Regions from separate parts of the Homo sapiens genome. Here regions 1 and 3 are each linked to region 2. Evidence: chromatin loops called from intact Hi-C (ENCODE). Cell type or tissue: ascending aorta. All regions are shown on one strand.

Evidence for each region. A loop is a pair of places that touch in the nucleus more often than their neighbours do. Peaks named below come from ENCODE experiments on the same cell type or tissue, not always from the same donor. Only the 100,000 strongest peaks of a DNase experiment are listed, where the experiment ranks them.
Region 1: a loop joins it to region 2, with 3 times the contacts of the local background. A loop is called at or near these places in 11 of 110 quality-filtered maps.
Region 3: it touches region 2 in a loop (2.4-fold over the local background); 3 of 110 quality-filtered maps call a loop at or near these places.

Annotation. Positions count from the first base shown.
Region 1 is chr7:71,306,788-71,309,287 of GRCh38, forward strand. All of the region lies in intron 1 of GALNT17 (polypeptide N-acetylgalactosaminyltransferase 17), which reads left to right. It overlaps MIR3914-1 (microRNA 3914-1), which reads right to left and starts at 983; the gene lies at 885-983. It overlaps MIR3914-2 (microRNA 3914-2), which reads left to right and starts at 887; the gene lies at 887-981. In ascending aorta, no CTCF peak of the experiment used is centred here; a DNase peak (open chromatin) is centred at 1,514; H3K4me3 peaks cover 502 bases; H3K27ac peaks cover 2,307 bases.
Region 2 is chr7:71,237,140-71,239,639 of GRCh38, forward strand. All of the region lies in intron 1 of GALNT17 (polypeptide N-acetylgalactosaminyltransferase 17), which reads left to right. Among named protein-coding and RNA genes, the nearest start is that of MIR3914-2, 69 kb to the right of the region's middle. RefSeq lists an enhancer at 1,938-2,438. In ascending aorta, a CTCF peak has its summit at 1,000; a DNase peak (open chromatin) is centred at 1,032; H3K27ac peaks cover 1,417 bases.
Region 3 is chr7:71,360,968-71,363,467 of GRCh38, forward strand. The region is part of intron 2 of GALNT17 (polypeptide N-acetylgalactosaminyltransferase 17); the gene reads left to right. Among named protein-coding and RNA genes, the nearest start is that of MIR3914-1, 54 kb to the left of the region's middle. In ascending aorta, no CTCF peak of the experiment used is centred here; no DNase peak of the experiment used is centred here.

The sequences.
Region 1 (2,500 bases), 70 kb after region 2:
AAATATCTGTTCAAGTCCCTGTTTTCATTTCTGTTTTGTTTTGTTTTGTTTTTTGAGACAGAGTCTCGCTCTGTTGCCCAGGCTGGAGTGCAGTGGCACAGTCTCAGCTCACTGCAGCCTCTGCCTCCTGGGTTCATGCCATTCTCCTGCCTCAGCCTCCCGAGTACCTGGGATTACAGGTGCCCACCACCACACCTGGCTAATTTTTGTATTTTTAGTGGAGATGGGGTTTCACTATGTTGGGCAGGCTGGTCTTGAACTCCTGACCTCAAGTGATCTGCCCACCTTGGCCTCCCAAAGTGCTGGGATGACAAGCGTGAGCCACCACCCCTGGTCCCTGCTTTCATTTCTTTGGGGTTTATGCCCAGAAGTAAAATTCCTGGATCCTGTGGTAATTCTATGTTTAACTTTTTGCAGAACCGCCATACTGTTTTCCATAGGGGTTGCAGCATTTTGCATTCCCATCAGCCGTGCACAAGGTACCACTTTCTCCACATCCTCGCCAACACTTGTTATTTTGTTTTCTTGACAGTAGCCATTTTAATGGGTGTGAGGTGGTATCTCATTGTGGTTTATGTCACATTTTTGAGTATACGTTTTACCCTGCTGGGTATATGTTATTACACTAGGTGCTGGCTTACAGAGGCAATAAGACCCACTTTCTGCCATGAGAGAGGAAACTCACAATCTGTTGGAGGAGACGGGCATCTAAACGGAAAATTATAATACAGCTTATCAAGTGCTATGATAGAGACAGGTCTTAAGAGAGCAGAGAGTGGATGCAATCGAGGAAGACTTCCTGGTCTTCATAGCCCCACCTCTAGGAAGTCTTCCTTGGTTGCACCCACTCTGTGCTCCGTTAAGACCTGTCTCTGGAGTAGCAGTAGAGTTCCTACTCAACTTCTCATTTTCTGGTTCCTTCTACCAAGTTAAGCATACTCATTAGAAGGAACCAGAAAATGAGAAGTTAAATCTGAAGTCCAAGTGGTTGGTGAGTATTGGTTAGAGCACTATTTTTAGAATAGAACAATGCTTATGAGTGAAGCATTTTTTTTTTCTTTTCATTTGTGCATTTCTCTGGCTCTGGGAGATTGTAAAGGTTACTTCATTGGGATGCTTAGATCACAGTTTCTGGTTATTAGAAAGAGGCCACACTGAGACCTTTGGGAGAAAAGGGGCACAGCAGGTGGGTAGGTGGGACGTGCCTCATTGAGCCTGATTCAGGGGTCTTGTGTGTTTTCCATTTCATCCAATTCTGGGAAGTCTGAAGGCTCCGGGTCAGAGGGGAGTTTGTTGCATGGGGGCAGTTGTCTGGAAAGCTTAGTGACAAAGTAGCAAATAGGAGCAAGGAAACAAAGTATATAAAGACCTGCTATTTAGGAATGGCACTATTCTTGTCGTGGTGACTCACATTTGTCAAGCCTTGAAGGATATTTGCAGAGGAAGAAAGAAGCATTGGATTGCAGCTCGGTGGGAGCAGATCCTGGCTGCCAGTGCCGGGACCAAGGCAGGGTGTGATCTCACCCGTGTTGCCAAGGGTCATCCCACACCCAGACTGTTCGGTTTCCATTCTCATTCCTTGGCATTGCCTTTTATAGAACTGCTTTCAAAAGAGGCATTGGGGCTGATGTCACAGGATCACTATGTGTTTCTCAGGAGTAGGGAGGGAATGAATAGGATTTTTCGAACATTCTATACCAAATTCACTGCCCTCCCTCCATTTGATTTAGGACTTACATCTTCAGCATCCTCTCTTTGTTAGGCTCCTCTGGAATTGTCTGTCCCCCTGGCTAGATCAAGAGCCCCTCTGTATCCCCAGAACCTTGCAGCTTCAGGCACTTTGCACGAGATAAATAAACATGGATGCAATGAGAAAAGGGATGTGACAGGTATTGGGGAAGACAAGCCAGCAACTGCTCTGGGCTCTGCTTTGGAAGTGCCTTTCATTTCTCTTTAGTTTTTTTTTTTTTTTTTGAAACAGAGTCAAGCTCTGTTGCCCAGGCTGGAGTGCAGTGGCACGATCTCAGCTCACTGCAACCTCTGCCTTTTGGGTTCAACGGATTTCTTATGGCTCAGCCTCCCAAGTAGCTGCATTACAGGCAAGCACCATTACGCCTGGGTAATTTTTGTATGTTTAGTAGAGACGGGGTTTCACCATGTTGGCCATACTGGTCTCGAACTCCTGACCTCAGGTGATCTGCCCACCTCGGCCTCCCAAAGTGTTGGGATTACAGATGTGAGCCACTGCGCCCAGCTCATTTCTTTTTACTCTCTATCCACCACTTGTCCTAGCTCAAATCCTTTTGAGTCTGACTTGGACAGCTGATGTCACCCTCTACCTAGTCTTTTTTCCCTTCAGTGCCATTTTTCCAACTCTTGTCAGTCATTTTTATGCTGTCATTGCATCCAGACCTGATCATTTCTTTTCTCTTTCCTACTCAAAACCTTTCTTGGTTCACTGTGACTCAGTGAATAAATCCATGACCCTTGGCAGTCTAAT
Region 2 (2,500 bases):
AATCATAGGCAGATCGCCTCCTTCTTTAAATTGCCTTTGAAAAATAGCTTTATTGTCTCCGTATGTAATGCAAGTAGGCATTCCCCCGGCAAGTTCGGGGGAGTAGCTGACATTTGTTGACTGTTTACTGTAGGTGTGAACTTTATATGCACCATTTCACTTGATCCCCATTTTCAAGATGAGAGAATTGGGGCTCAGAGGGGTGTAGTCATTTGCCTGGGACGGAACAGGAAGATGTCTGGAATAAGGGCCAGCCCTGGGTAGATGTGGTGGCTCATGCTTGTAATCCCAGCGCTTTGGGAGGCCAAGGCAGATCGCTTGAGGCCAGGAGTCTGAGACCAACTTGGCCAACATAGTAAGATCCCATCTCTGAAAAAAAAAAAAAAAAAAAAAGAAAAAACAGGGCATAATTGTGTACGCCTGTAGTCCCAGCTACTCAGGAGGCTGACATGGGAGGACTGCTTGAGCCCAGGAGCTTGAGGCTACTGCGAGTTATAATCAGGCTATGGCACTCCAGCATGGGTGACAGAGTGATACCCTTTCTCAAAAACCAAACAAACAAACAAGTAAACGGAAAATAGCCAGCCCCAGCACAGAGCTTAGCACACAGCCAGGGGCTTAATAAATAATTAGTGGCTAAATAAGAGTTTTGGAACTTTTTGGGGATGTTTTCCCATCACCCCACTGCCTCTTAATGCCTCAGTTTACTCACTTTTCAAATAGGAGTGTGGACTGGTGGACTAGATCTTTGTGTGTGATGGGGATGCGTTAGGGGGCACCCGTTTCTATCCTTGCTGAGTTTGAAATCACTTGAGAAATAAACACGGGAATCTGACCAATGGAGTGAAAAATATCCACTTTATTTATTGAGAGAAGCTGTGCTTAAGGGCGTGGCTTAGATCCATGGCCACAGTGAGTCTCCCACTAATCCACTCCACTATTTAATGTATTCAGCAAACAGAGCCAGAGCTGGGCAGCTCCCCTGTGGCACAGAGCACATTCCATAAGGCAGAGGGCAGAGCAGCCACACTCTCTCTCTGAGCAGGCAGAACTGTAGGAGAGAGCCCCAGAGGAACTGAGCCAAGAGCAGTTACTTTCTTTTGCAGTATTTCAGGCATGGAGGGGACTCTGGTTCCAGGGTGGGAGGCAGGGAAGGTGAGGGGTTGGGAAAGAGGTCTCTCCCAGAAGCCTTTCACATTTGCATCTAGCTGCATTCGGAATTTATTTATTTATTTAGAGAGACATGGTCTCACTCTGTCTCCCAGGCTGGAGTGCAGTGGTGTGACCATAACTCACTGCACCCTTCAACTTATGGGCTCAAGTGATCCTCCTGCCTCAGCCTCCCAAAGTGTTGGGGTTACAGGCATGAGCCATCACCCCACTGCACCTGGTCTGTGTTCAGTATTTATTATAAATGATGGGCTAAATATTGAAAGGTGGGGAAATGAAGGTCTCGCCAGCCCTGTGAATGACTGGGATTCTGTGTGTGTTCTGGCTTCCAAGTGGGATAATGAAATGGTGCCTCTCTCTGTGTGCGGTTAAACACCCATTCATACCACAAGGAGGTTGTAGTCAGCAGCCTGTCTGGTGGCCCCGTGGGGGTCTCCAGCATTTATACCCTTGTTAATCCTCTCCCCTGGAATGTGGGTGGGACCTATTGACTCATTCTAATAACTACAATGCAGCAGAGACCATGTGTGCCACTTCTGAAATTAGGTTATAATAAGACTGTGGCTTCTATCTTAGGGTGTGCCCTCTCTCCGTCTCTCATGTCACTCACCTGGGAGAACTCAGCTGCCACACCGTGAGGTCCCCTTGTAGATAAGCCACATGGCAAGGGCTTGAGGCCTGTCAGCAACCGTGTGAGTGAATCTGGAGGAGAATTCCCCCTTGTCCCCAGTCAAGCCTAGAGATGAGCCTGCAGCCCCAGCCGACAGTCCCATTGCAATCTAATGAGACACCTTGAGTCAGAGGCACCAAGCTATGCTATGCCCAAATTTCCCACCCATAGAAACTCTGGGATAGTAAATATTGTTTGGGCTGGGCACAGTGGCTCATGCCTATAATTCCAATGCTTTGGGAGGCTGAGGTGGGAGGATTACTTAGGGCCAGGAGTTCAAGACCAGCCTTGGCAACATGGTGAGACCCTGTCTGTACCCCCCCCCAAAAAAAAATAAATAAAAATTAGCTGGGCATGGTGGTACATGCCTGTAGTCCCAGCTACCTGGGGACTGAGGCAAAAGGATCACTTGAGCCCAGGAATTCAAGGCTGCAGTGAGCTATGATTGTGCTACTGCACCCCAGCCTAGACAACAGAGAGACACCCTGTCTTGAAAAAGAAATAAATAAATGAAATAAAAAAATACTGTGTTCATGACTCAGTTGGGGTAATTTGTTATGCAGCAAGAGAGATCTAATGTCAAAGCCCTTTCTCTTTTCTTCTGAGAGGTTCCTGCATGACAGCAGTATCTAGAAGGGCCAGTGATGCTTTAACCCCAAG
Region 3 (2,500 bases), 120 kb after region 2:
ACTTTCTCGTAGCTGTATTTCACATCAAGAAACAAATAATCCTGATAAAACTTATTTGACTAGCTACTTATTGGTATCAACAAGCTCTTATTGAATAAATATGTAACTGAATGACATCCTGGGGGCTCATTATTATTATATGAGTTACCCAAAGTTCCCAGAATTTCTGGTATGCAGTGCTGTAGCCAACAGTGGTCATTCCTATATCTGCTTTTACAGTTTTTACTATCTATACCAGTTACTCTCAAAACTTCATGGGCATAAGAAACACCTGGGGGGGTGTCAATTGAAATACAAAATAAATAAAAAATAAAAAACCACTATCAACAACATTTGAGTCTTGCATTTTACCTGTGATATGGGTGCCTACAGACTTTATCAGTGTGCTTCTCATGGGAAGTTTTAGCACTTGAAACCCAGGGACACCATTTCTATTATCTGAGACCGCCTTGAAGGTTTCTTCCCCTTTCGATATTCCTCTCTGTTCTTTCTCACTAATTCTTGGAAAGTCATCTTCAATTCAGTTCAACAAATACCTATTGTATATTTACTATATAGTAGACACAGAGCTCAGAGCTTAAGGAATGTGAAAATGCACAAGACCTGCCCCCTGGCTACGAGGAGTTTTTTCATCTAGTAGGAGAAGCATATGTGTCTGGCTATAATACTTGGCAGAATAAAATAGCTGTGATGTTGAGTTTCGTTGAGTTTTATTTCTATTGCATAGATTGAATGTCTTCAGCTTCAGGTTGCAAATCCTGGTGACTCCAGCACAATATGTGTTATAAATAGCATTGCATCTTGACTGCAAATGAACTCAGAGAGAGAGAGAGAGAGAGACAGAGAGAGAGAGAGAGTGGGCAGGCAGGAAGATAAAAGGTTGAGCACAATTTGGGCGTTTGTTTATGTGATTGAACTACGGCTGGGGCTGGGCTAGGTGCTGTTCATGGCTGGAGGAGGCAGGTTCTTTTCCTGTATGAGATTTTTACTTTTTATTTTTATTTTTTGAGATGGAGTCTCCCTCAGTTGCCCAGGCTGGGGTACAGTGGTGCAGTCTCAGCTCACTGCAACCTCTGCCTCTTGGGTTCAAGAGATTCTCCTGCCTCAGCCTCCCGAGTGGCTAGGATTACAGGCGCCTGCCACCACGCCTGGCTAATTTTTTGTATTTTTAGTAGAAACGGGGTTTCTCCATGTTGGCCAGGCTGGTCTCGAACCCCTGACCTCAAGTGATCCACTTGCCTCGGCCTCCCAAAATGTTGGGATTATAGGCGTGAGCCACCGCGCCCGGCTTTGTATGAGATTTTGTCTTTGTGACTAAATCACTTCTTTGTGTACAAACTTACATTCTGCCCCTGAGCATGTGTGTTCATGCTTAACTGATTCAAAGACTACATTTCCCCCAACATATTACACCAAATGTACTTAACAGCAATTAGAATGTTTGCCGCCTGCTGTGTGCAGATCTCCCCAGAAAACAAAATTCTCCTAAATGGCAGTATAAGTAATTCTGAAGATTAAAGCTGGTGATTTGCAGAGTGCTTGGTTCGCTGGCTTCCTGCAAATATCAAGATTAACAAAGAAATTCATTGATCCCATTTTGCCTCCTTAATGCCTGTGCACAGGCCTAAGGGAACGCATCCCACGTGGCTGTGTGATTCAGATGAAGACTTGCTGTTGCTTTTTTTCATGGCCAAGATGCTGATTTAGTGGCATTTTTCTTGGCAAAAGTGCCCCAAGAAAACAAATCCATTTGTGTATATTTTTACGGGAAACGCTCCACCTAACCCTGCCCCGCTGAAAGCCTTCCCCGTGAGTCGTGAAGGAAACATGGCTGATTTGCTACTGTTCAAAGGGCGACTCAGGTCTTGACTGAAAGACCGTACACGGGTTGTTTGATGCTGTGTAAATCTCAGCCACGCTGAACACTCCTTTCCCCAACTCTAAATACAGGACCCCTGAACATGTTGCCCTCCACACCTTCTTCCATTTCTTTCTTTCTTTCTTTCTTTTTTTTTTTGAGGCAGAGTCTCACATTGTCACCCAGGCTGGAGTGCCGTGGCCCGATCTCAGCTGACCGCAACCTCCATCTTCTGGGTTCAAGTGATTCTCCTGCCTCAGCCTCCTGAGTAGCTGGGATTGCAGGCACGCACCACGATGCCTGGCTAATTTTTGTATTTTTAGTAGAGCCAGGGTTTCACCATGTTGGCCAGGCTGGTCTTGAACTCCTGACCTCAAGTGATCCACCCACCTCGGCCTCCCAAAGTGCTGGGATTACAGTCGTGAGCCACTGCACCTGGCCACTTTGTTCCATTTCTAATGTGTTAATGTACTCAATAAGCAATAGTTTTGGAGTGTAGATGGTGTACCCTGAAATGCACCAGGCACTGGAAAATACAGTGGTGATTGAGAGGCAAAGTCCTTACCCTCAGAGCAGAGCAATCTTTTGCAAACACACGTTGTGTCCTGGTCACTCTAGTGAGACCAGCAGCCAATGCCAGCC